Linked DNA regions of Homo sapiens: all the other regions are linked to region 3. Evidence: chromatin loops called from intact Hi-C (ENCODE). Cell type or tissue: PC-3. All regions are shown on one strand. Each heading gives the region's core, and the rest is flanking DNA. Links, peaks and the distances in the headings are about the cores only. Region 1 overlaps ACE2 (angiotensin converting enzyme 2). Region 2 holds the start of ACE2-DT (ACE2 divergent transcript). Region 3 holds the start of CLTRN (collectrin, amino acid transport regulator).

Region 1 (5,000 bases), core at 1-5,000, 72 kb after region 3:
ATCACACAAGGGTGTGACCACCAAAGGCAGAGATCATGGGAGCATTCTTAGAGTCTGTCTGCCACAGGGCCAGGATCAAATGCTGGTGGCTGATTGCCAGCTCCACTGTTTATTTCTCTCAGCCGCTTTCTGTATGTACAAAAAAGGAGAGAGAGTGATTTTCTACCTCATAGTGTTGTTAAGAAAATCAAATGAGGTAAATTATTTTGCAAAGTATTCTCTACTCATCTGACTCCTACCTACTTTCAGGTCTGTCTTAAGTTGCAACTTCTGCATGAGGGCTTGGCCAAGTATGGTCACCTGCATGAATTTCCTCTTTCTTGTAACAGAAACTGCTTGGCCCACTCATAATTTATACATTATTATATACTCTTATGTTTCATTAATGAAACATTTATAATGCATATCTTATCTGTCTGATAAAATGGAAAGCAATCTAAGGACAACGACTTTTCCCCTATACATAACAAAATATAAAATAAATCATAACATAATAAATAATAAATAAATAATAAAATAACTAACATTTGTTGAATGATTAGGATGTGTTAGGCACTCTTGTAAGCATTTCATTTTTTTGTTACTTCTTCAAATCCTTACAACAGTCCTTGGAGGTAAGTCCTATTATTACTTTCATTTTGCAGATAAGACAACTGTGGCTCAGAGAGGCTAAGGTACTTGAGTCCAGGAGCAGAATTCTTACTTTCCTCAAACGTTATCTCTTTTGTGTGGTCTAGGGCAGTACAATATACCAAGTAGTTGCTCATTTTGGTCTTTGGTAAATGGAAATGAATTTGTAAGTTGAGAAAAGACTACACTACAGTAGTTTGGAGAAGTCCACTTTCCAACTGATGTTCAAGATTCAGGAGGGGGGGAAATGTGTCCTGGCATCATCACTTGCTTGATGATTTCTTTTGCTGGTAGAAAATCACCATGGCTACCAATGGCCATTTTCTGGGAAGCCTTTTTTGGGAATCCTAACTTAAGATCAAAATCCCTGGGCTAAGTCACGGCAGCTAGGAGGTTACTGTGAACCGGTTCTCATTTCTTATGGTTTCCATTGTTATTAGGGGGCTGTATTCTCATTAAGTCCACTCTGAGCTCTACTGGATTCTCTTTTTAGAGCACTCGTCTTTGAATTCTTGGCCAACTCATCTATGTCACAGCACTAAGGCTATAAATTCCAGGGCCCCACAATGTGGATTATCTGTGAGAATTCATTTCCAGTTCTGGGGACAAGACCCTTGGGAAAACCAGGCAATAGGCCAGAGAGAGACAGAGAGAGAGAGAGTGGTCAAAAGTGGCCTGGTCACTCTTAACCTAAACCTTGACCTTCAGCGGAGTAGAGGACTAAATCACTCAGGAAATATTAAATGTTTCACCAGATATTATTTGGACTATATCTTCTGTTCTATCTCTTCAAGCAATGCCATTCCAACTTCAATTTTCTTTTCTGTCATTTCAGAATAATGCTGGGGACAAATGGTCTGCCTTTTTAAAGGAACAGTCCACACTTGCCCAAATGTATCCACTACAAGAAATTCAGAATCTCACAGTCAAGCTTCAGCTGCAGGCTCTTCAGCAAAATGGGTCTTCAGTGCTCTCAGAAGACAAGAGCAAACGGGTACGTTTGTGAACATTTTAGCATTGATCCCAAGAGTTGAAATATTTGGGAAATATTAAACATTAATATCACCCACAGCAGCTGCCTTTATTTGAAAAAATAGTAATGCTGATGTTAGAAAAATCTCTCTCTATGCCTAGGTAAGGTGTCCATATAATTTATTATTCAAACTGGAATCTTTGAGAGTGAAAGACACTGGTAATTATTATATTCAAACACAGAGTTAAACTGAGATTGTCCCTGGCACTGTGGTGTGTATGGACACCCCCTAGTGTTAGGTCACCTTCCTGAAGGATCAGGCAGCCTGAAGAATACAGTTAGTTTATGTCAGTGGTTCTCAACTGGGGGTGATTTAGCCCTCCGGGGATATTTGACAATGTCTGGAGACGTTTTTGGTTGCCACAAATGGGGATACTGTTGACATCTAGTGGGTAGGGATGCTGCAGAACATTTCACAATGCATGGGATGGCCCCCAACAACAAAGAATGATCTTGTCCACAATGTCAACAGCAAACTTTTTTTTCTGTAAAGGAACAGATGACAGTAAATATTTTAGGTTTTGTGTATTTAGGTATTGTCTGTGTTGCAACTAGTCAACTGTGCTGTTGTATCAGGAAATCAGCTGTAGCTAATATATAAATGAACAAGTATGGCTGTGTTCAAATAAAACTTTACAAAAACAGGCAGCAGACAGGATTTGGTCTGCAGAACACAGTTTGCAGACCTCTGATATAGCCTATTGAAATATTTTTAACCTAAAATATTTAGCTATTTAAAAAGAAAGTCTTCTTTCTCAGTTGCTTGTCCTCTGGAACTTTGTATGTTCTAATCTGTGAATATAAAAATAAAAATGCATCAAAAAGGCAAAGATAAAACCATGTGAAATGTATCTTTCTACAAGTTAACATTTATTTTTCTGCATTCTTTGGGTCCAATTATCCAACTAATTATCAATGCACTTTACTTTATCCATTCTATGTTTCTCCATTTTTTCCCCCAACAAGGACACTATAAGAAACCTTGCCCATTCGCATATAGACAATCTGGTCTAGCCTAGGTGGAACCTAGAAATTCTATTTTTTAAAAAATCCCCAGATAATTCTAATGTGTAGCCAGGACTGAAAACCACTGAAATGCATGTAAGAGCTTAAAGTGTTTGGGAAGAGGAGGGACTCAAGGTTGCTTAGATTTGATGGAGAGGAAGCCGTGGAGATTGAAGAAGAGCTGGAGAGAGACCATGAGGGGTTTTGTGCCATGGTAAGGAATTTAGGTTTGTTCCTTTGGACTATGGGATCGTGTGGAAGTTTTAAACATAGGATCTATTTCATGTTTTAGGATGACTCTCAAGGCAGAACCAAAGGGAAATAGGAGAAGGAGAAACAGATCCTTTAATCCAGTGCTTCTTAAATCAATCTGAGGGAGAGAACCATTTCCTTCCTTCCTTCCTTCCTTTCTTCTCTTCTTCCTTCCCTCCTTCTCTCCTCCCTCCCGTCTTTCCTTTCTCCCTCCTTTATTCCTTTATTTCCAATACATTGCAGATCAATACTTGCTTAAGTTCATTGATTACATGCTTAGATGTCATGGAAATATCAAATTGTTCTCCAAAGTTTATAAACTTTTATTCTCTTAATTCCTGTACTTATCACAGAATGGAAACAAACTGTCACTTGCACTGGTCCACGGATTACACCTGGAGTAGCACTGCTTCACTATATCACCTTCACTTTATCTGCAGGGTAAAGTTTAAAAACTTTGGTATGGCATAGACGGTCCCTCGTGATCTGGCCCCTGCTTGTCTCTCCATTCTCATGTCTTTCATTTCCCCTAATGAACACCATTGCTCCAGTTTCATTCAACATCTCACTGTCCCCTGAGAATGCCTTGTCTTTTCCAACCTCCTTCCATCTTTTAGACTCTTCCCTCTACCTCCCTTCTCTACATGACCAGTGCCTACTTCTTCTCCAAGACACAGCTCTTATCTTCCCTTCTCTTTGGACCCATTCTTGAATCTCCTGGTTATTAGTTATTAATTTCTCCCTGCTCCTATACTACCGCATCACTTTTTGGTGACAGTTATAGCACTTGTCATTCTGTTATGTATTAATAGTTATTGATTTCATGGCTGCCTCACTGTCCTATGACTTTATGGTCTTTGACTTGTTCACTTCAGAATTGTCAGAGTGTAGGACATATTCCAGGTTCAATAAATGCTGAATGAAACAAAAAATGCACCTCTCTGTGTATGTGTGGATAAGAAAACTTCTTTGGGTTTTGGTAGATCTGGTTATTTCAATTACTCCATATATATTTATTATGTGCTTATAGTACTTTGTGCTAGTCGACAGTGGGGAAACTTAACTGGGCTATTCCTTCTCCACATACAGAAAGATACATGGCAAAGAAGTAAATTGCTGTATTTTGAGTAATCAAAAAATCATGTGGTCAAAAGGATATCTTTATATTAGCATTCTCTTCAGCAAAATTTCCATTGTTAACATTGTTTATTATCTTTAATTTGCAGTTGAACACAATTCTAAATACAATGAGCACCATCTACAGTACTGGAAAAGTTTGTAACCCAGATAATCCACAAGAATGCTTATTACTTGAACCAGGTAGGCTACTAATTTTTAGTAGTGATTATGAAATTTACTTTTCTCTCAGATTTTAAAAATGATTGCAGATATGTGTGTTTCAACACATAGATGCTCTTTTAACTTTTAGTAAAACTTTCTTGTAAATTGTATCACATTTACTTAATTTGATCAAGTCAGTAAGTAAGTCATTTCAGTGGTTTATTTTCTCTGCAGACATATTTTGGAACTATAAGGGCAAGGACATGAATGAATCATGAGATTTTATTTAACCACTTTATGACCTGATGTCTGCCAACCTTACTTTTAATTCTTTAAAGTTCATGTAGTTCTTTACAAATAAAATTTTTACAAAGGCATCTTTTCTTGTCTTTGTGTGCTTTGGGATAACAGGTTTGAATGAAATAATGGCAAACAGTTTAGACTACAATGAGAGGCTCTGGGCTTGGGAAAGCTGGAGATCTGAGGTCGGCAAGCAGCTGAGGCCATTATATGAAGAGTATGTGGTCTTGAAAAATGAGATGGCAAGAGCAAATCGTAAGTTTGCTGATCTGTAGAGGTCCTGAAGCTCTCTGTGTGGCCACGGGGCTATTTCTTCTGCATTACCAAGCCTGCCCTTTGATATCAGGGATACCCCTCAATTAACAATCATGTCCTCAACAATTCAGATTACCTGTTTTCAAAAGAAATTACTGGGGAAAAAGAAAAGGTGCACTGGCATTCTACAATTCAAGAAGCTCAAGAATGAGACTCAACTACAAGGCCTAAAGTAAATTATCCA
Region 2 (11,344 bases), core at 5,804-10,803, 60 kb after region 3:
GGGATTGAAGACAAGTTGGTAAATCTTAGGAGGGTCTTTGGTGGCAAAGAATGAAGTAGGAGTAAAGCTCTTACACAACTTAGCTTCTAGTTTTTATATATTCATTGTGACATTATCATTGTGACATTACATCTCTGGCATCATCAAAAACCAAGGGATTTTTATTTAAAATATGATACACGATAAGACCTCAGAAAAGTTCTTATAATTTCAAGTGCATGTATTCATGTGGCATAAAATTAAAGCCCTTACCCTTTGACTTTTGACTTTCAGATTGGTCCTCTTTGAAGTTCAGATATTAAGCACCTGAAAATTTACAAAGTAACTTACGCATTCCCTATGTCTGTAATTTTTGGAAATGAGATGGTTCTATGACCTCTGATATCTTCCCCCACATCTCCCTCACTAACCACTTGCTTAGGTTCTATATACAGGGAAAACAAAGGAGTCCTTCAATCAAATAAACAATAGCATCCTTGGGCAGGGGACCAGTCTTATAGAATAATCTAGAGCAAAACTTCAAAGCCCCAATTAAGATCCCTTCTCTTACTATAGACCAGACCAGCAAGCTTCCCTCTGAGCCTCACCCGGGTCCTTCTACCTTTCCAGAGATCTGATGTCTCCAAAGTAGTTCCCAGCCTTGAAGCTTACAATTTCTCATGCACCACTGGTGTTAATAAGTTCTTATCTGGGACATTGTGTGTCATAGAGGGGCACAAATGGAAAGAGAATTTTATACTTTGTAGAATAATTATCATATATTCTGCCATGCCATTCTGTCTTTGCAATCATTATTTTTTTTCTCTCTCAGGACTTTTGGCATATTATTTTTGTGATGTACTAATATAACAATTTGTTAACAGGAGTGGCATGTCTGAGAACTCCAAGTCATAATCATCTTATCCTAATTCTCTTGATACATTGTTTGGGAAAAAAATGCATCCACCATGGCTGCCAAAACAGCTTCTCGGTTTAGCCAGTATTCTGGCCTCTTTGCATGTGTCTGTGACTACTTGACTATCTCATCTTTGCTGAAGTTAATGGCTGGTTATTAGGACCACACTTAATAAATAGCAGCTCCTCAAGGAATGGCATGGACTCTTGATAGCATTCTAACCTCTTGAGTTCAGAGCCCTCCAGATTGTGGAATAAATTAGCAGTGCTAGAATTACCAGCCCTATGTTTTGCTGACCCACTTTAAAGAGTGTTTACATGTCCTGAATCTTGATCTACAATACTTATTTTTATATGCCATTTTATATTTATATCCTAGAATACTATTATTTTATGGAATATTCCACTTTGATATCCCAATTAGAACAATCTCACCATCTAGGGATTCTGATAACCACAACTATGGGAAAATCAGTTCTAGTTTATGGCCACAGATGGGCCAGCATTGGGTAGGAGTGAAGAATTAATGTCATATTAAAATAAAAAGTAGGTGAATAAATTTCAGAATACATTTTTATAAAATAAAAATTATTAGTGAAACCAACTGGAGGGATTTCCATTGCTGTGACCTCATTCCTTGACACCCACTTTCAGTCATCAGTGAGCTTTGGCATCATGGTAGTTGCAACATAAATATGGTTCTTTTCATACAATGCTGGAGGGTCCTCATTTCTCTTGTTGCCTAAAACATTAACTGTGGGCTGAGATATCTGGCTCAGGGAAAAGACTAACCAGTGTTCAACACTTGGCTTGGCTACTTAGTAAATAATAGTATGACCTTGCGAGAAGAAGCAGCTTGATTGAGGTAAACTTCATTTATGCTCTCACCACCCCCGCTTTTTTTTTGAGATGGAGTCTCGCTCTGCCACCCAGGCTGGAGTCCAGTGGCACTATCTTGGCTCACTGTAACCTCCACCTCCTGGGTACAAGCGATTCTTCTGCCTCAGCCTCCTGAGTAGCTGGAACTACGGGCGCACACCACCATGCCCGGCTAATTTTTGTATGTTTAGTAGAGACAGGGTTTCACCACATTGTCCAGGCTGGTCTCAAACTCCTGACCTCAGGTGATCCACCCTCCTCAGCCTCCCAAAGTGCTGGGATTACAGGCCTGAGCCACCGCGCCTGGGCCTTTCATTTTCTTCATCTATGAGAAGGTAGTAACAATACCATTTTTACAGGGTCATTTGGTGGATTCAGTGACAACATATGTAAGGCATTTAGCCCAATGCCTGACTTACAGTAATCATGCTGTTTTTCTCTCACGTCTTTTACCATAGTAACTTGAATCATAGCTTCCAAATCTCATTTTGTTCCAGAAAATTTTTCCACCTTTTTTTCAGTTGATACTAATCTCTATCCATCACATTCTGTGGATGGGCAAATAAACAGATGAAATATGCCATATGAAAATGAATTATGCTACACACAGGGTAGACAACTGAGCTTTCCCTCTTCTTCCTCCTTACTACTGAGTTGCTGAACAATGTCTGTATTCAATAAATATTTATTGTGTGTACCTATAATGCACCAGCCACTTTTCTAAGCAGCTGAAGATATAGCAGTGAACAAAATAGAGAAAAGTTTCTGCCCTCTTGGAGCTTATATTTTAGTGGGGAGAGACAGATAATAAAGGAATACATTAGTAAAACATGTAATTATGAGTACCGTGTAGCAGATGGTGGTGTCATGAAAAAAAATAAAGGATGGAAGTTGTATAAATAGTGCCACTATATGTGTATGTAGTGGTGATAGGGAGGATAAATTTTAATTAGTTGATTGGGTAGCTTGAGCTTTACTCTTGACTCATTAAAAAAGAGAATCATAATATTTAAAAAAATTCAAGTCGTCAGATTGACAGGAGGCAAAAACAGTGTTTAGTAAAATTGGGACTTTATAACGTTGACCAGCATTCCTGGGACCAATGCTGGACTTAGTAAAACTGGCTCTATTGAGTTATTGTTCTGTTAGTTCTCTGTGAGGTCTCTTCTTCCAACTTGATAGAAGGGACTCTACGAGTGAATAGGAAGGTTGAGGTTGGAGTCTGTAACTAACCTTGACCAAGCTCCACTGATGGCTCAGACCAGACAAATCCCTTAGAAGACGAGGAGGGAGGAATACAATGAGGTGTCCAAGATGAGCCTGCTAGACCTCAAGAAGACAACTACTGTTGAACATTTCCAGTTGGATCAGAAAACATGACTCATACACAATCCATAGACTGAGGTGGAGGCCAATAAAATAAAGGGGTTTTCTAAGATATTTAGAGTCAATTAGGAAGCATTGACCAAAGTCTAAAATTCTTCGGTCACCCTCAGACTCTAGCTGAGATGCCAGAGCTGGTTCCACAATAAGTCTTCTATGCCTTAAATGCCCACCAGTGTTGCAGCCTTGACCTGGATTGCGTCTAAGCCCTTGACTTTGACTATCTGTCATGTCAGCTGACTTTCCTGAACTGGCACCTTGCCTCAACTTAACCACCCTGTTCTTCTGAGATGTTTCTACTTTGCCATAAACCAGTGAGGACTACAATGCTCTGGCCAAGATCCTGAAACTCCCGTTTCTCCTTCCTGTTCATTCCACAGATGGCTTTTTTTTTTTTTTTTTTTTTTTTGTCCTGGGATACATGTGCAGAACGTGCAGGTTTGTTACATAGGTGTACATATTCCATGGTGGTTTGCTGCACCTATCAACCCATTATCTAGTTTTTAAGGCCTGCATGCATTAGGTATTTGTCTTAATGCTCTCCCTCCCCTTACCCCCCACCTCCCGACAGACCCCAGTGTGTGATGCTCCCCTCCCTGTGTCCATGTGTTCTCATTGTTCAACTCCCACTTATGAGTGAGAACATGTGGTGTTTGTTTTTTTGTTCCTGTGTTAGTTTTCTGAGAATGATGGCTTCCAGCTTCATCCATGTCCCTGCAAAGGACATGAACTCATTCTTTTTTATAGCTGCATAGTATTCCATGGTGTATATGTGCCACATTTTCTTTATCTATTCTATCATTGTTGGGAATTTGGGTTGGTTCCAAGTCTTTGCTATTGTGAATAGTGCTGCAATAAACATACGTGTGCATGTGTCTTTATAGTAGAATGATTTATAATCCTCTGGGTATATACCCAGTAATGGGATTGCTGGGTCAAATGGTATTTCTGGTTCTAGATCCTTGAGGAATCGCCACACTGTCTTCCACAATGGTTGAACTAATTTACACTCCCACCAGCGTGTAAAAGCGTTCCTATTTCTCCACAGCTTAGCCAGCATCTATTGTTTCCTGACTTTTTAATAACTGCCATTCTATCTGGTGTGAAATGGTATCGTATTGTGGTTTTGATTTCCATTTCTCTAATGACCAGTGATAATGAGCGTTTTTTCATGTTTGTTGGCCACATAAATGTCTTCTTTCGAGAATTGTCTGTTCATATCCTTCACCCACTTTTTGATGGGGTTGTTTGTTTTTTTCTTGTAAATTTAAGTTCCTTGTAGATTCTGGATATTAGACCTTTGTCAGATGAATAGATTGCAAAAATTTTCTCCCATTCTGTAGATGGCCTGTTCACTCTGATGATGGTTTCTTTTGCTGTGCAGAAGCTCTTTAGTTTAATTAGTTCCCATTTGTTGAGCTGGGCATGGTGGCTCACGCTTGTAATCCCAGCACTTTGGTAGGCTGAGGTGGGTGGATCACCTGAGATTAGGAGTTTGAGACCAGCCTGGCCAACATAGTGAAACCCCGTCTCTACTAAAAACATACAAAAAGTTAGCTGGGCATGGTGGTGGGCGCCTGTAATCCCAGCTACTAGGGAGGCTGAGGCAGAAGAATCACTTGAACCTGGGAGGCGGAGGTTGCAGTGAGTCGAGATCGAGTCATTGGACTCCAGCCTGGGCAACAAGAGTGAAACTCCATCTCAAAAAAAAAAAAAAAAAAAAAAAGATCCCATTTGTTAATTTTGGCTTTTGTTGCAATTGCTTTTGGTGTTTTAGTCATGAAATATTTTGCCATGCCTAAGTCCTGAATTGTATTGCCTAGTTTTTCTTCTAGGGTTTTTATGGTTTTGGGTTTTGCATTTAAGTCTTTAATCCATCATGAGTTAATTTTTGTATAAGGTGTAAGGAAGGGGTCGGCTTTCTGTTTTCTGCATATGGCTAGTCAGTTTTCCCAGCACCATTTATTAAATAGGGAATCCTTTCCCCATTGCTTGTTTTTGTCAGGTTTGTCAAAGATCAGATGGTTGTAGATGTGTGGTTTTATTTCTGAGGTCTCTGTTCACAGATGTCTCTTTTAAGGAGAGTTGTTTCAAGTAACTTTCCCCCACTATTTATCCTTCCAATTTCCCTCCTGAGGTCTAGACTTTAATACTTTTCAGTACACTGGGATTTTGAAGAGGTAAGATATTTTCTTTTTAGTTTTAGCTGAGAGACAATATTTGAGTAACCATCTCTAGCTGACAATTCTCAAATTTGTATCTCCATCCTTGACCTCTCTGCCAAACTCCAGATTTGTATATCCAATTGCCTTCTCAACATCTACACTTGGGTTGCTAATAGATATCATAAACTTAACTAAACTTTCAGTCTTCCCTTTAAGCCTATTTTACCAGCAATCTTTCTCATCTAAATTGATGTTAATTTCATCCTTCTAGCTGTTTAATCCAAAAACCCGGAGTGATCTTTGACTCTTTCTTTCATAGCCTACATCCAATTCACCAGCAAAGCTTGTTTGCTTTACTTTTAAAATGTATTAAAAATCCAATCACGTCTCATCAACTCTACTGTTACCACCAAGCCACCATTATATTTCATCTGGATTATTGCAACAGCTTCCTCAGTGGTCTCTCTGACTGTAGTCTTGCCCCATATGTGGTTTGTTCTTCATGTAGTGGCCAGAGGGATTCCTTTTTTTTTTTTTCTTTTTTTTTTTTTGAGGCAGGGTCTCACTCCTGTCACCCAGGCTGCAGTGCCATGGTGCGATCACGGCTCACTGCAGCCTCAACTTCCTGGTTTCACATGATGCTACCACCTCAGCCTCCCAAGTAGCTGGGGCTACAGGCACACACCACCACACCTGGCTAATTTTTTGTAGTTTTAGTAGAGACAGTGTTTCACCATGTTGCCCAGGCTGGTCTTGAACTCTTGGGTTCAAGAGATCCTCACGCCGTGGCCTCCCAAAGTGTTGGGATTACAGGTGTGAGCCACTGTGCCCGGCCCAGGATTTCTTTTAAATGTAAGTGATATCGTGTAACTCTTCTGTTCAAATTCTACCATGCATCCCATCTCACTTAGGATAAATGCTCATGTTTTGCTTCTAAAGTCTTAGATGTAAATTTATACTAGTGAGTTCCTTGCTCTAGTGCTATCTGATATTTTGTACAGTATAGGTATCAAAATAAATTACGGTTACTGTGGCAGGCACTGTACTATCATAAATTCAGGCCAGTAACAATCAGTATAACCTTCTTGGAATCCAATGTTTATTCTCACAAATTTGAACTCTGTCTATTGAAACTGTTTATCAGTTTGGTTAATGAAGATTATCTTTGCTGTATCTTTAGTGTTTGAAATGTTTGTTTTCTGGTGCCATAAATAAATAGTATTTGAACATAGATTTATTTTTTTTAGTAAGGCTATTTTTATACTTTCTGTAGAAAGGGTCCACTTGCCAGTAGTTTTGTTACGAGAGTATACCGAACAAAGGAGATAGGGTTATTTATAACTTGACGCGTCTACCCTACTGTTGTGTCTGGTTCTTATTGGCTGGAACGGGACCTCACATTTTGTGTTTGTCTTGACTGGCTAGCAACTTAGAACTTTTTAAAAGAGGCAAAGGCAGAGGAGAACAAAGGAAGGAGGAAGTAACTTGTGGAATGTTGAGAAAGGTAAAAACCCCTTCAAATAAGGAAGAGGAACAGGCTATGACCTAATGCTTGTTTGGAGCAGTATTAAGGATGCCAGGGCAAATATTTAGGTTAAATTGTGGGAGCTAAGAACATAAAGTACATTGATTTTTTTTTATTATGGCTAGCAGATATTTAAGAATGTTAGCACAGGTTTTTGAATGAATTTTGCTTCTAAGAGAAGCTATTATTTATTCCTAATTAGACAGGGAGGAAAGTCTTTGAAGAGGAACCTCTACTTTACTTTTTACATTTAGGAAAAAAGGGACTGCTATGCAACTAAAAATGTAAACAGGAAAGAGCTTTAGCTTTTCCTTTGGGCTGAAAGCCCAACTAGTTATTTATTTTCTATAAAGCACTTATAAATTCACTTTGTGTGATAAACATGTGGTCAAAATCAATTGTACTGAATGCAAATAGTTCTTGACCATGCAAAGTTTTGAATTTCTCTATGCATTGTGTTCCTGATACCCTTCCTTGTTCTGTCAGCAGTATTAATCAATAAGAAATTGAACAAAACATCCTTTCTTTTCTGATGTTTACCAAAGTTATCCACCCAACTTGGGGAACTGGAAGAGGTTTCTCCTATAGCTATTTGGCAACCTCAGCATTTGTGACTCAGTTGGAAGGATATAAAAAGTTGAACAGTAAGGGAAATATGGATTTCAAAGTCTATGTACTTTGCTCTAGCAGAATAAAGACCCACCCTCGGATTTCAGCCTATGAAAAGGGAGGTTTCTAGTTGAACTCCATGGTTATCTAGTTTCCATTTAGGTTTTAGCAGATAGCAGATCAGAAACAGGGAGGGGACTTGTGGAGAGCAGGGCTACTGAAAGTTGATACTGTGACTGTGAACTCAGAATGTGCAGAAACAGCAGAATTAATAGCAATAAAGCTGTTGAGTCATTTAATGTAAAGCCTTGAAGACATTGTCACATTATAGCTTAGCCAGTAAATATTATTTAAGATGATGACACTGAGTCATCTGAAATATAACCCTAAACTAATGTCCAGGCAGCATCGCGATCGGGATGGAATATATTGAAGAAAAATTTCTAACTAAAACGGTTTAAAAATGTATAACTGGTGTAATCAAAGCAGTACATTTTAATTTTGCTTATGGGGACCTGCTTATTCTCAGAATATGACAGATTGATGAGGACTTATTAGACATGCATGAAGTTAGCAGATAACTGAACCCATGACTCTGTGGAGAGAAAAGGTCTCTTAAGCAATCTGGGATCAAAATGTAGCCCCATTGCCTATCAGTTGTGGAAGTTTGAATTAATCATGGGAACAGTTGGTTTCCTTAATTATAAAATGGATCTCACTATTTCTACCTGTAAAGTTGTTGTGAAGAGTTTATATACAGGAGCAGGTACAAAGCATATGCAACCAACAAATACAACATCTGTAAATATTGAGAGGGAGTCATTTACCTTTATGACTTTCCCCTTCTTCCTCAAGATAGCGTGACAGACTCAAGTTTTCTCTTCTCTGTATGTAGGAAGTTTTATACCAGGACCTGACCATGACTGGGTGATGAAAGCACGCTGAGAGGTTCTCTATGGCTGGGCTCATGTAGACTACTGGCTGACTCCCCTTTCCTTTCATATATGACTCTACTCATTCCATTGGTGAGCTCCTCCATCCTGCTGTTTCAGCACAAACTAGCAGACTTCTCCTACAATGCAGGATCCTATAGTCCAAACAGACCTTTGAGTCAAACTCCCAGCCAGTCTCTGTCTGCTGCAGTGTCTCTGAAAGATGACCTTGCAGATGGTTTGATTAAACATTCCAGTGTGGAAGTTCTCTAATTATTACACAGCTCCTTTCATTTTCTGTGGCTTTTATTACTAGGCTTACAACATTACTCTCTGTGTTCTTATGTATTAATTCAAGTAATATGACATCCCTATGAAATGGATATAAAACTATCATTGGCCTTGAAATAAATTAGGTGCAGGGAGGATATTACCTGCCTAAGGTCACACAGCTAACAAGTGGCAGAGTAAATCCACTATGCTAAGTCTTCTTCTAAATGGCAGTACCATGATGGAAGAAAGCTGTCCACCCTGTCTTCTCTTCCATATCTAAACCATTCTCCAAATTATATTATTTTAGATCCATCTGCTCTCCTATTTATTTTCCTCTGGATGCTCTCTTGTGCGTCTCTAAAATTGTGGTTCACAGAAATGAATGTTATAGTCTAGATTATTTTGTATCTAATGCTTATATTAGCAAAGTCTAATATAGTATAAGATGTAATTATAGGCCCAGTAATTTTTACTGGGCCTCCTAGTTGGATCTTGAAGCTCATACTAAGCTTTTATTCAACCAGCTTGACTGGGCTGCTGCAGTAGCTCATTAACTAGCCTCCCTGCTTCCATCCTTACCCCTTTAGTGTCCATTCTCTAAGCAGCAGCCAAAGTGACCCTGCTAAAGCTTCTACTAGATCACTTCTCTGCTTGAAGCCTTCCAGTGTCTTCCCATGTTGCTGAGAGTAAAGCTGAAGTCTCACAGTTAATTGTCTTTAAGACCTCCCTGGTGTGACCCTAGCTTCTTCCTTGACTTCACCTCCTGCCACTTTCCCCTGCACACTGAGCTCCAGTCACAAAGACCTCTGATGTTCTTGAAATCTGCCTACATCCTTTACACTTGCTGCTCCCTCTCCCTAGGAAAACTTCTTCACCCAGAGATCCGCACAACTTTCATCACTTCTTTCCGGTCTTTGCTCAAACGTCACCTTCTCAGAGAGGCCCTCCTTATAGAAAATCCCTCTCCCCACCCCATAATTCTCTATCCTCCATTTCTTGCTTATTATAAGTCATGACATTTATCACTATTTTTGTCTTCCTTCTATTGTCACCTCATATAATACAATATTTATTAGCTTACATTCAAAATCTAGAATAGTGTTTGGCATATAGTAGGTATTCAATAAACAATGATTGAAGCAAGATTCTTGTTGTTTTGGACATGAATTGTTGTTTACCAGAGGACTGCCTAATCCTGTACTGTGTAATTGTTTCAGGGGACATTTGGGTCTAGTCATAGCATTTTACATTCTGTTAAATCCCTTATTGAAAAGGAAGATACACTACGTCTTTGGATATATTTTTTTACTATTGTATTCTATCAGAGAGGAGATAGGGCAGGCAGCATCTGACTTATTCCTAGTGAATTCCTAATGGACCAGAGATATATTTTTCCAAGTGCAAATCACATTCTAAAAATTTTACTTTAGGCCGGGTGCGGTGGCTCATGCCTGTAATCCCAGCACTTTGGGAGGCCGAGGCGGGCAGATCACGAGGTCAGAAGATCGAGACCATCCTGGCTAACACAGTGAAACCCCGTCTCTATTAAAAATACAAAAATATTAGCTGCGCATGGTGGCGGGCGCCTGTAGTCCCAGCTACTCGGGAGGCCGAGGCAGGAGAATGGCGTGAACCTGGGAGGCGGAGCTTGCAGTGAGCGGAGATCGCGCCGCTGCACTCCAGCCTGGGTGACAAAGCGAGACTCCGTCTCAAAAAAAAAAAAATTTACTTTATAGCTTTACTAGGTGTTAAGGTCAAACTTCCCTTTACCATTATGAAATCCACCCCCTCCTCCAATCTTTTTGAAACATAGAACATCTTTCCTGCATCTTTGGTCTTCTAATTTTTTCTGATTCTCCAATTTTTCTCAAAGACAATACATTCCTTTAGACCAATTGTTTTTCTGGGTCTCATCTCCTGAGTCTTCAGTGAATTCTTTCCATTCTCGGAATGCGCTCAGAGAGAACGCTTCTGGGGAACTATCAGAACATTGATATCTTCTCAAAAAAGTGTGAACAAAAATTCCAATAATTCAGTCAGTGCTTGCAGTTGGCCATTCTGGGCTAGTTTTTCTACAGAATCACTGTAGACTATTCTCCCTTTTCCCTTGCTTCTCAAAGTTTCTTGGCTTCTAGCATTTTCCTGCCTGCCTCACTGCTGTCCCAGGCTCCTTGTTCATTTATTCTTAGCTTTCAGATTTTATATCTTGCTTTCTCCATTTCAGTTTGATCAAGTTAATCGTATTTTCTGCCTCAGCGAATTGAATTTGGACTACTCCCATTTTTTCCACTAAACCCACGTGTTTCATTTAGGAACTTACCTGTGTAGAAATTTATTTCCGCTTTTATTACAGTAACATTTCAACCTTTTCTTCAGATACTCGTGTGCTGTCCTCTTTCTTGCCTGTTTTTTCTCCTATTGTGTGCAAGGAGTGAGTGGATCTAGGTTTCCTGGAATGTGGGAGGAGCTTTTCTGAAATTTCTGCACTGATTTTTTTTTTTTACCCTCATCTCACTTTCATTTAAAATTCTTTATTATTATTACTTATATTTGTGAGCTGCTTTATTTTTTTAAAAGGAGAGTATATTTTGATTCACATCAAGGGAAGTAAGAGTCCACCTCTTTTTGATGCAGTGTAACTAAATCTGTCATCTTCACTGAGGCACAAGGCCCTCTGTCACATT
Region 3 (11,344 bases), core at 3,908-8,907:
ATTCCACATTATAGAGTTTCTTGCTTACCAAGGATACTGGAAATTGTGTGTGTGTGTGTGTGTGTGTGTGTGTGTGTGTGTGTGCGCGCATAAAATTAAGCATACCAAAAGATTGTAACATCATCTGTTCTATATTCTAAAATTATTATTAAAATAAGCTCATTTATCTTTTTATTAAGATGGCCAATGAAAAATAATTTCCTGTTTTTTGTAGTCATGGGCACGTAGTGGGCTGCCAGTCCAACAGCCTGTGATTAGTAAATAAAGGGCACATTGGAAACTCACTGTCAGGGAATGTCCTTCCCATCTCCCATTGTCCTTCTCTGTGTCATTTACAATGAACCCATTCCCACATTGAAATCTTCATTAGCCTCTCAGGACCATTGTTGGAGAATCCAGACTCTCTGACCTCTAAGATCAGAACCCAACTTGGCTTTTCAGATGCATCTACACTGATGCTCTCTCCCCCATCTTCCTCTGAACCACTCTACCAGCAAGTCCCTGCTGTTGGCCATATCCTGTATCTGTCCTTTGTGTTTGTTTTCAGATTTCCTTAACTTGTATCCTGTGGGCTTTCATGTTTTATCTTTAAACATCTTGCCATTGTTCCAGGTCTATCTTGATTATCATTGAGAAACCTTTCTTCTATTTTTCTTTTGTTAACAGTTTTATAATTGACTTGTCAAATCCAGTAACTTTTTATCCTCTTTTTCTCCAGTGTTCCTATAGCATTTTGTTCACAATTGTATGTGCATCTATTGCCATCGTGATTTACTTTTGTGTCCTACAAAATTGTAAGTTCCTGAAGGGCAGAGACTATATTTGGTTCATTTTTGCATTTCTCGTAGCCCATGAATATGATAGTTTAAGAAAACTGAGTTGACTAATTTGAATCATAAACTGAAGTTCTAATAAGCTTGTGACTGGAAATTAAGTACCATGAAATGCATTGCAATGTATATATTTTTACATTCTTAGCCTTAGAGAAACCACACACACACACACACACACACACACACACACACACACACACACACACACACACACACTTGTCTCCCTTTTTTCTTCTGTTCTTCCTTGTGTGGGTTATTTCCATTAACTCAACTACAAGAAGAAAAGAGTTACCTAAATGACATTTTTAAAGTTTGTGGGGGTGTTTTGCAGCATCCCTGGCCTCTACCCACTAGATGCCAGTAGAATCCTCTCATCTGCCATTCATGATGACTAAAAATGTCACCAGACGTTGCCAAGTGTCTCTGGAGCACAAAATCACCCCCAATTGAAAACCACTGAGTTAAAATAGAACTTACACACAATAGACAAAAATACTTTGTCTCTCCATGTATCTTAACACTGACAATTTAAAGAGAATAAAATTATTTTTGTTGCCTAATTATACTGAAAACATTGTATAAATTATTAATAATACAAACATCTTGATATTGTTTATTATATATAGTATATCCATTTCATTACAATTTAAACAAGGAAGGATGTCATTTATTAAAATTCTACAACATTTAGGAAATCATTGAGTAGAGCCATTTAATTAAGATATTAAAACTTCCAAAGGGGTTTGTGTGTGTGTGTGTGTGTGTGTGTGTGTGTGTGTGTGTGTGTTTTGTTTTTGGTTTTTGTTTTTTTTATTTTTTGAGACAGAGTCTCGCTCTGTCACACAGACTGGAGTGTGGTGGCACAATCATGGCTCACTGCAGCCTCAACCTCCCTGGGCTCAGGTGATCCTCCTGCCTCAGCCTTCCAAGTTGCTGGGACCACAGGTGCATGCCACCAAGCCTGGCTAATTTTTGTACTTTTTGTAGAGAGGGGGTTTCGCCATGTTGTCCAGGCCTGTCTTGAACTCTTGGACTCAAGCAATCTGCTTGCCTCGCCCTCCCAAAGTGCTGGGATTACAGGCATGAGCCACCATGCCCAGCAGCAAAAAGTGTGAAGTTTTAAAATCTTATACAAAGTTTCTATGTTCAATTATTAAAAGTTTTAATTGATTTCTTTTAATGTGTCACAGCCAGATAACATTTCTGAAAATCCAATAAAAATATACAGAATAATGTCACATTTGAGATGGTTTTACAGTTTACTAATTTTAGGAGCTATATATTTACTAAATTTCTGTTTTTGATAATGAAACAAAATAACCAGGGTCAATTTTAAAAGAAACATTGGTCATCTCCACCTCTTGCTTTATTGGAGGTGAATGGAGCCTACATACGCCCACGTATTTATACGAATCTAGTGAACTTAAGGGATCTTGCATGAATCAAAAGAACGACACATGTGTTTTCTTTTCATGTGATCTCATATTCTGTTTACCCCAGAGCAGTAGATCCATAGTTATGTGCCCAGAAAGTGCTTTTCAAGAGTGTTGTGGAGTATAAAAAACACGGAGAAATCAATTTCGTTTTCCCATCTCAGGAGACTCAGTGCCCTTTTGTGTGGCTCATGGCAACAGTAATCTGAACTTTTAAATCTACATGCTCTAAACTCTGAACGTTTGGAAGTAAATAGTAACATATTCAGAATGATTGAACTGCTTTATTTGTCATCATTACCATGGTTACTAATAAGTTATGAAGCTCCCATATGTGAAATTGCTGAAATGAGCATTTTATGAAGCAATTTATACAGATATGAAGGCTCTGGAAACTTACTACTTAAAACTTGTACATCAAGACAAGCACTAAATTTGTGCAAGACTTTGAAAAGTATAGGAAAATATAATATGCTGAGAGGCAAGAACCCTAGTATCTAGTTCTGTTTTCCATTTATTTTACTGAGATCTCCATCAAACTATTTAACAATGAATTTGTTACAGTATGTAACCAATATAAATAAGATTTATGAATCAAAAAACAGAAAGAATTGCAAATTATGTCCAAGATCTTCTTCTTTGATTAAACAACAAAGATAATATAATCAAAATGAGAAAATTAATACACGTATTAGAAAATATAAAGAGAACATAACAACAAAAGTAGATATTTTATGGGAAATACTCTATAAAGTCCATGAGGATACTAGAAAATCTTAACAGAATATTTTCTTGGAAATTGTAAACAGCCAAAATGGATTCAGAAAGAGGTATAAAACCTGAAATAAATGATAATGTAAGGAATGAAAAATTTTGAAGAACTCTTCCTCTAAAATGCACATGGTCCAGATTCTTCATCTGTGAACTCTTTATTTCTGGTACATTATATGTATTTCTAAACATAGACAATGTTAGAAATCTTTCTGTATCATTTTCAAGATGGTAAAGGCTAGGAAAAAAAACGCTTCAAGAATCAGCACTTGAAAAGGAACCTACCTGATATTCTTTTAAGAAAATAGGTTTAAAAATCATAGGGGAAAAACCAGGAATTGATTCCAGCAGCATACTAAAAATAAATTAAAAAAATGTTTTATCTAAGAATTGAATCAATGTGAAAAATGTATTAATGTAATACACCAAATGGTAAAAATTTTAATAGTGAAAAGCAGTTGATAAAATGCAACACCAATTACTGAGGAAAATAATTTTTTGTAATTACAAATATAATGCTCGTATCACATGACACATCATTTTTAAAGCCACTTGCCAGATTCCGTGCAGTAGTGGCATTCCTATTAGAGTAAAGAAGAAGACAAGGGTGCGTCTTATTCCCATCATTGTATTACTCTGTTCTGATAGTGCCACTGCAGTGAGAAAAAACAACATCCTACAAGAACATATAAAGAGATCCAAGGCTAAGGAAGGCGCATTCTAACTATGAAAATATATTAGCATTGGTCATCCATTCTGGTAGTATTATGGATGTTTTCTACTTTTTTTTGCTTCTCTATATTGTCTATACAGAATTTCTATTGCTTTTTTCAATCATTTTAAAAATGAGAACACAAATATTGAGAAATCATAATGAAATAAGAGATTGTCTTCCCTTTTCAGATGAATGGCTTACACTGACTGAAACTCAATATTTTACTGTCTTCAATTCTAGTTACATAGATGACTAAAAGCTTATGAAGAAATTTGTCACTTTTAAGAAATGCAAGACTAAAGGAACCTGAAGAAGAATTCTGTGTTTCTACTCTGGGAGCTGAGGCAGGAGGGTTGCTTGAGCCCAGGAGGTTGAGGCTGCACTGAGCTAAGATGGTGCCACTGCACTCCAGCCTGGGCATCAGAGCAAGATCCTGTCTCTATTAAAAAAAAACAACAAACAACAACAAAACACAGTTAAGTTCAACAAAGATGACAAAGCTGCATAATAGCATGACCCCAGTTTTGTTTTTAAGAAGAAATGTACATGTATTTACACAAAAAAGAAAGCACAAGGCAGAAAGATATGTTCCAAATATTTAGAAAACATTGACAATTGGTCATTCGTTGACGCTGATGGAATTACAGGTGATTTTTACTTTTCTCCTTGTGCTGCTTTGTATTTTCTAAAAAGAATTTCTATTGCTCTTTTTGAAAAGATGATACAACAAACATTGAGAAACCATCATTCAAAAGAGATTGTCTTCTCAAATGAATGACTTACACTAAGACTCAGTGTTCTATTGTCTTCAACCCGAGTTACATCAATGACTAAGTAAAAGCCAAAGAAAGCCACTTGATACTTTTATGAAGTGTAAGGCTAAAGGAAAGCTGAAGCAGATTTCTTATTTATTTATTTATTTATTTATTTATTTATTTTTGAGATGGAGTCTCGCTCTGTTGCCCCGGCTGGAGTGCAGTGGCACGATCTCGGCTCACTGCAAGCTCCGCCTCCCGGGTTCAAGCAATTCTCCTGCCTCAGCCTCCCGAGTAGCTGGGACTACAGGCACCTGCCACCACGCCCGGCTAATTATTTGTACTTTTAGTAGAGATGGGGTTTCACCATCTTGGCCAGGCTGGTCTTGAACTCCTGACCTCATGATCCACCTGCCTCGGCCTCCGAAAGTGCTGGGATTACAGGTGTGAGGCACTGTGCCCAGCCGCTGAAGCAGATTTCTATGTTCTTAGCATAGCTTTCTTCCTTGATGTAAGTAAAATGCTTTGTTACAATCTCTATGTGTATTGACTTTTCCTTCCCATGATGACTTTATCTAGTTTAACATTTCCCAAGATGACTTCATCTAGTCTGGCTTTATTTTTTTCAGATGTTAGCTAGGTGAGCTCTTCCTTCTGGAAATTTCCACTGCACCTAATACAGTGACATTGCTAGGATGGCTGGACTAAGTTGTGGCTCCCTCTCCTTTTAGTACAGCTTTTCCTGACTCCGTGTCCTTGCAACCAAGGTGAAGGAGATGAGAAAAAGCTTTCTCAGTTGGATTTAGCTGATGGATGTGGGTCCTTTACAATAAAATACCACCCTCGCAAGGAGGGAGAAATGATGTGTTTCTCAAAGTGCTGCAGAAGTCTCATTGTTGATATTTTCCTCGTTGTTGCTTTGAAAATCCAATGTTTCTATTTAACACCAGAGTCACCCAATCTAATTCTGCCATTCATGACTTTTGAGGAATGGGGTGGAATTTGGGGACTGAATTTATGAAGAGGCAGCATGGTAGAGAGGAAAGTCCTGACATCAACCTCTGGGCGGGGCGTTGATTGGCATCTGTGGAATGCCCACCGGGGAAAGATTCTTTTACACGCATTATCTTAATTCTCAGAGCATCTCTGAGGCTTTGTTGCAACTTCAGGGTTTTTTAAAACTTTTATTTTAGGTTTAGGGGTGGATGTGCAGGTTTGTTATATAAGTAAATTGTATGTCACTGGAGTTTGGTGTACAGATTATTTTGTCACCCAGATAATAAGCATAGTATTCGATAGGTAGTTTTTCGATCCTCTCCCTCCTCCCACCCACTATCCTCAAGTAGGTACCTGTGTCTGTTGTTCCCTTCTTTGTGTCCATGTGTACTCAATGTTTAGCTCCCACTTATCAGTGAGACTGTGGTATTTGATCAATTCCAATTTTGACCAATGGTGACCAGAGACACAGAGCAGTTGGGTGTGGTGGAGACAGGGTTCAAGTGTAAGTCAACCTAGCTGGTAAAGTGACACCCATCCCACTCATCCCATTGCTGCCAATGACTTCAACGCTGGAGCCTCAGTTCCCTCCCGTATGAGATGATGATAACAATTGTGAAGTGTCTGAGGATCAGAGAAATAACCCAGTGAAGGTACTTCAGAGTGGGTAACTTTTAATTACTGTTGTATTGCTGTACTGACCAATGTAGTCAGTAGCCACATGTGCCTACTTAAATTAAATTAAACAAAAATTCCATTTCTCAGCTACACTAGCTCCATTTCCAGTGCTCAATGGCCTCCTACCTGTAGTAGCTGCCATATTGGATAGTACAGACACAGAACATTCCCATCGCCACAGAATGTCCCTTGGACAGTGCTGCTCTGTATCATTAACTTTGATTTAATTCAAGTGCCAGACCTCAGGGCTGAACACAATCATTCCCTATGTGTGAATGTGCAGGCACCTGTGCAGTTTTGTTGTATAGGTAAATTGTGTGTCACTGGAGTTTGGTGTACAGATTATTTTGTCACCCAGATAATAAGCATAGTATTCGATAGGTAGTTTTTCGATCCTCTCTCTCCTCCCACCCTCTAACCTTAAGTAGGTAAGAGGAAGCTCCGAAGCTCTCCTGGGATGTTCACCCGCTGTGGTGAGAGTCAGGTGAGGCCCTTCACGGAGGGCACCCTTTGTTTACCAGAGAGAAGGGAGTCACGTTTGTTTCCTGAATGAAGATAGCCTATCTAAGAACCAGGTATCTCAGCCTCGAAAAGGTGGGAAGTGCATGTCAAGGAAACCTCTAGACAGGACTCAATTCTTCCCATCATACACGTAACCAGAGAATCGCAGAAGGGGTCGGGGAGGATTCCAACTTTGAGTCAGCAAAGAAGACATTCTTTTGAGGTAGAGTCAGAGTAGGGAAAACAACTAATCTGTTTTCCAAACAGGTTTTCATAAATAACTGACAGGAGATGGGCTGTTTTTATGGAAGTATTAACCCAAATGATGGGTGTTAATCATTAAACCTTTTTGGTGGTGGCTCGCTTGTTTCTCTGATATTCTAATCCGGGTCACAGAATGGCTAAGGCAGATTTAAGTGCAGCGTGGATTTTTTTTTTCTCACTTTGCCTTGTGTTTTCCACCCTGAAAGAATGTTGTGGCTGCTCTTTTTTCTGGTGACTGCCATTCATGCTGAACTCTGTCAACCAGGTATGTAGCCTTGAAATTTAAAAATAGATGAACAGTTTTCTACATGTTTGACAAGTCATCGACTGAAAGAACTCTTTATTTTTCTAAATCTGCAGACATGTTGTGGCTTGAAAGTTGGGGCAGTGAGTGTTTAATGAGTTTGAAAGAAAATATTAAACCATCTAAGATGATTTAGGTTAAACTTCCAGGAGTATTTGGGGCTGTTTAATTGTAGTTCTTTGTTCCATTAGTTTGAGTTGCATTACATATTAGGATTTTTCAGACTCTGTTTTGGCAGATCCTAATCATCATATACTGCTCTTTCTTTTTTCTTTTCTGGCAGGTGCAGAAAATGCTTTTAAAGTGAGACTTAGTATCAGAACAGCTCTGGGAGATAAAGCAGTAAGTGGAGCACCTGAGTGTTCTTTTTAAATTTTGTTTGCTAATAACACTGTGCTTTCTCTAATAATGGGCCTGTCTGCATAGTTACCTTAATCTTGAATAAATTATTTCTAAAGACCTCAAATCTGATTTCTTAAAGATAGATTATAGAATAATATGAATTTTTAATAAAGTAGGTTTGCCTAAAGTATTTAATCAGTAGTGTATGCTAGGCAACATGTGAAGTTTTGTGCCACACAAAACAACTTAAAAAACCAGCATCTCAACTCGGGATAGTGAAGCCAAGTGGCCTGAGTCAGTCGTTCAGGTCTGGACTGGGTCTACTCCTCACCGTTGTGGTCATTTGAATTTTGTTAGCCTCGATTTTCTACCATTGAAAATAAGGGATAGTTCTACCCACATAAAGTCTTTCATAGCACAAAAAATTTCCAATTTGAACCTGAAGTTTCTTCAATTATTCTCAATTATCAAAGTAACATATGAAATATATGCTTATGAAATAGAAGTTTAAAAAATAGTCATAGGGCCCATGTGGCTATAGGAATGGTAAAGATCATTGAATTAAAAAGACAGTATTGTCTAATTCTAGTTTCAGTTTCCTAGTGTGGTCTGCAAAATTTTTTCCCCAATAGAAGGTGACGTTAAGATGCCTTAGGCATAGAAACAGAAAAAAGAGTGCTAAAGAAACTTAGAGGTATTCTGTTTGCAGGCCAGTTCATCAATTTGGTATTTTATTATTGACTCAATGAGTAATGATTGTTATAACAGCCAGCATTTATTGAGAACTTATCTTACTTTCTAGCTGGGGCTCTTCTAAGCACCTTACTCCTATCAAATCATTTAGCCCTCACAACAATGCTTTGAGGAAGATAGTAGTACAGGTATTAGTATTCCCACTGAATGGATGAGAAAACTGAGGTTCAAAGAAATTAAGTAACATGCTCAATATTTCAAGTCAGCAAGTGGCAGAAGTAAGATTTGAGCCCAGGCAGTCTGAGTGCAGAATACACTGTCTCTACTAGTGTGCAGGGTTGGCCATCCCAGTATCCTCTAATAGCAGGTACGATGCTGAATGCTGGGATGTAATGGTGATTAAGGCTTGTCCTTACCCTTGTGGAGCTTATAGTAGTAGTAGAATTGGTCATCTATTAAATATTCAGTAAACCAAATGCAAATGTGCAATCTTGACAAGTATTACGGGAAGAAGTACAAGGGCACTTCGGCTTTGTCAAGGCCCACAATACCTGGCACTTACTGTGATGTCTGAAGCATGAGTTGAAGTGTTACAGGAAATGAAAGAAGGAAAGGCAGAGGGAACAGCATGTGCAAAGGCTTATCACAGGAAGGATCTTGGTGAGAGTAAAGATTAGAAAGAGGGCAGAAATATCTGGAATTGGGGCAGTGAGGAGGAACATGGCAGGTGATGAGCTTAAAGAGAGAGGAGCAGGCAGGCCAAGGAATATGTGGGCTGTGTTAGGGAGTTTCATTTTGAGATGTAGGGAGGGTTCAAGAGCATCAAATGCCGTTGAGAGGCCAAGCCAGAAGGCGACTGAAAAATGTTCATTGTGTTGGACAATATGGAGGTCAATGGTGATTTTAGAAAGAGCTCTTTTCGTGGGGTGGAGGAGCTGGAAGACAGATAGTGGGGAGTTAAAAAATAAATGAGTGGTGAACATGTTGAAACAGATGTGTGGACAACTCCTGGGAGAATTTTGGCTGTGAAGGGCAGGAAAGAGATAGCAGTAGGTAGAAGAAAGGAAGACTGAGTAAAATGATTTGTTTTTGCTGTTGCAAAACAACAGCTCTTTGCTATGGCTTTAATGAGAAAGTCTTGAGCTTGGTTAAAAGACAATGAACAGACTCCGGTCAGAGCTAAATACACAGAATGGAGGGGAACTGATATTGTTTAGATCTGAGAAGGGCAGAGGAGAAGCATTCCTAATATAAGTGACGGAAATGGCCTCTGATAGGCATAGTTCTGTCTGGCACTTCAGGAGAGGAGGCGGCTAAGACGTGTCTATGGAGGAAGTGTTGTATCTTGATGTCAGGAGGTTGGGAGAGTTGAAATTGATGAGATGTATCTATAAATTATGAAGCAAAACCATTTAGTGAGAGTGAGGTTTGAGGGAAACCATTGGGAAAAATGGTTAAAAAAAAAAAGCATTGACCATCAGTTCTCTCTCTAGAGAGAGGTTTGAAATAGTTATGTGACCCATGAGAAAGAGAACTGATGGTGAAACCTTAGGGATTCCCAGGCAATTTGGGGGTAGGTCATCATGAATTTAGAGTTAAACCAACTAACCCTGTTCTGTAATTGTCTCTAGTTATACCAGTTACTTACCTAAAATGTGGGGTTAGCCATGGTTTGAGTGTTCTTAGATGTGTGCAAAAAGCAAGGTGAGCTGGGGCATTTAAGGTCCTGGCACATGTTATTGAAATGAGGAACCAAGGAATCTAAACTGATAGATAAATATATGCAATTAATTTGTACCATTTGGTCTGTGAAGCCACACGTGGCATATAAAGATGTGTTCAATTTCACATTGAGCACCTATTATGTGTCAAGTATACGCACAACAGGTAGTTAAGCTGCTATGGACATTCTTATATGTGTATTTTTCATATGCCTTCTTTTTTGGGGGTATTTACCCTGGAGTAGATTAATGGATCATAAAGTATACAAATGTTTAGCTTTAGTAACTCTTACCTTATCCTCTCTTAAGTTGTACATTTTCTCATTAATATATGTGCTCAATTCCTTTTATAAGCGGAGGCTCTCTCTTTGAAGTGTTTGAATGCCCTGGGAGAAATACACTACGTCCAATGCACAAGCTTTCAATCCTTTTCACACTTGCCCAAGATAAGTTGGTTCCACTGGCAGGATACCCAACCCAATCTAGAACTGCATCAGTTCTGTTCTGATCTAAGTAGCTTGGACCTTTGTTCTGTGACCAAAATTGGACTCCTACCCAGCCAGCTTATGCTCTTGTTTTTGAGATGAACAAATGGAAGGACAGGAGATCAGGTCAAGTTGTCCCCAAGATCTGAAAAGCAACTGAAATTCATGTCCCAGGGAGAGCTGGCTAACATCTTTATTTTCATTTTCTGCACTGAGCTTATTATTCTCATTTGTTCTTGAGCAGGCTTATTCCTTGTGTCTGCATTCTGTTAATAAGCCTTCCCTGTCTTAATAGTGTTTCTGCACCATTTTTAATCAGACCCATTTCTTCTTCATGTTTTATTCATTTATTATTAGGTTAGATCATAGCTACTCTTATTCTGAATAAAATTAATTTTGGAAAAAAATGCATTATCAAAAACAAAGAGCTATGCCACCAATCAGTTACTTTTAAACTTTCATAGTATAATATCAAATGAAAAGTTCACATCAAAACATTGAAGGAGCACTTCAAATAAGATCTAAAGTTGACATTAAAATGCAGTATTTAACATTTGCATATGAGAAAAGTGATTTTTCCATTTCCATTCTTTTGTTGTTGTTGTTGTTGTTGTTGTTGTTGTTGTTGTTGGAGACAGGGTCTCACTCTGTCATCCAGGCTGGAGTGCAGTGGCATGATCTTGGCTCACGGCAACCTCCACTTCCCAGGTTCAAGCAATCTTCCTGCCTTAGCCTCCTGGGTAGCTGGGACTACAGGTGCATGCCACCACGCCTGGCTGATTTTTTTTTTTTTTTTGGTAGAGATGGGGTTTCACTATGTTGCCCAGGCTAGTCTTGAGCTCCTGGGCTCAAG

The links. Peaks named below come from ENCODE experiments on the same cell type or tissue, not always from the same donor. Only the 100,000 strongest peaks of a DNase experiment are listed, where the experiment ranks them.
Region 1: a loop joins it to region 3, with 2.1 times the contacts of the local background. A loop is called at or near these places in 4 of 110 quality-filtered maps.
Region 2: a loop joins it to region 3, with 2.6 times the contacts of the local background. A loop is called at or near these places in 3 of 110 quality-filtered maps.

The regions. Positions count from the first base shown.
Region 1 is chrX:15,591,469-15,596,468 of GRCh38, reverse strand. ACE2 (angiotensin converting enzyme 2) reads left to right here. Exons shown (of 18, transcript NM_001371415.1): 2 at 1,466-1,624; 3 at 4,147-4,240; 4 at 4,613-4,756. Among named protein-coding and RNA genes, the nearest start is that of ACE2, 7.0 kb to the left of the region's middle. In PC-3, for the core only: a CTCF peak has its summit at 1,887 (motif pointing left); no DNase peak of the experiment used is centred there.
Region 2 is chrX:15,602,618-15,613,961 of GRCh38, reverse strand. ACE2-DT (ACE2 divergent transcript) reads right to left here and starts at 11,081. Exons shown (of 2, transcript NR_126564.1): 1 at 10,981-11,081. It also overlaps a transcript of ACE2 not described here. RefSeq lists a promoter at 10,962-11,344. In PC-3, for the core only: no CTCF peak of the experiment used is centred there; a DNase peak (open chromatin) is centred at 7,691; H3K4me3 peaks cover 1,542 bases; H3K27ac peaks cover 2,640 bases.
Region 3 is chrX:15,660,585-15,671,928 of GRCh38, reverse strand. CLTRN (collectrin, amino acid transport regulator) reads left to right here and starts at 7,124. Exons shown (of 6, transcript NM_020665.6): 1 at 7,124-7,211; 2 at 7,534-7,592. The coding sequence starts at 7,154. In PC-3, for the core only: no CTCF peak of the experiment used is centred there; DNase peaks (open chromatin) are centred at 6,858 and 8,288; H3K4me3 peaks cover 1,486 bases; H3K27ac peaks cover 2,702 bases.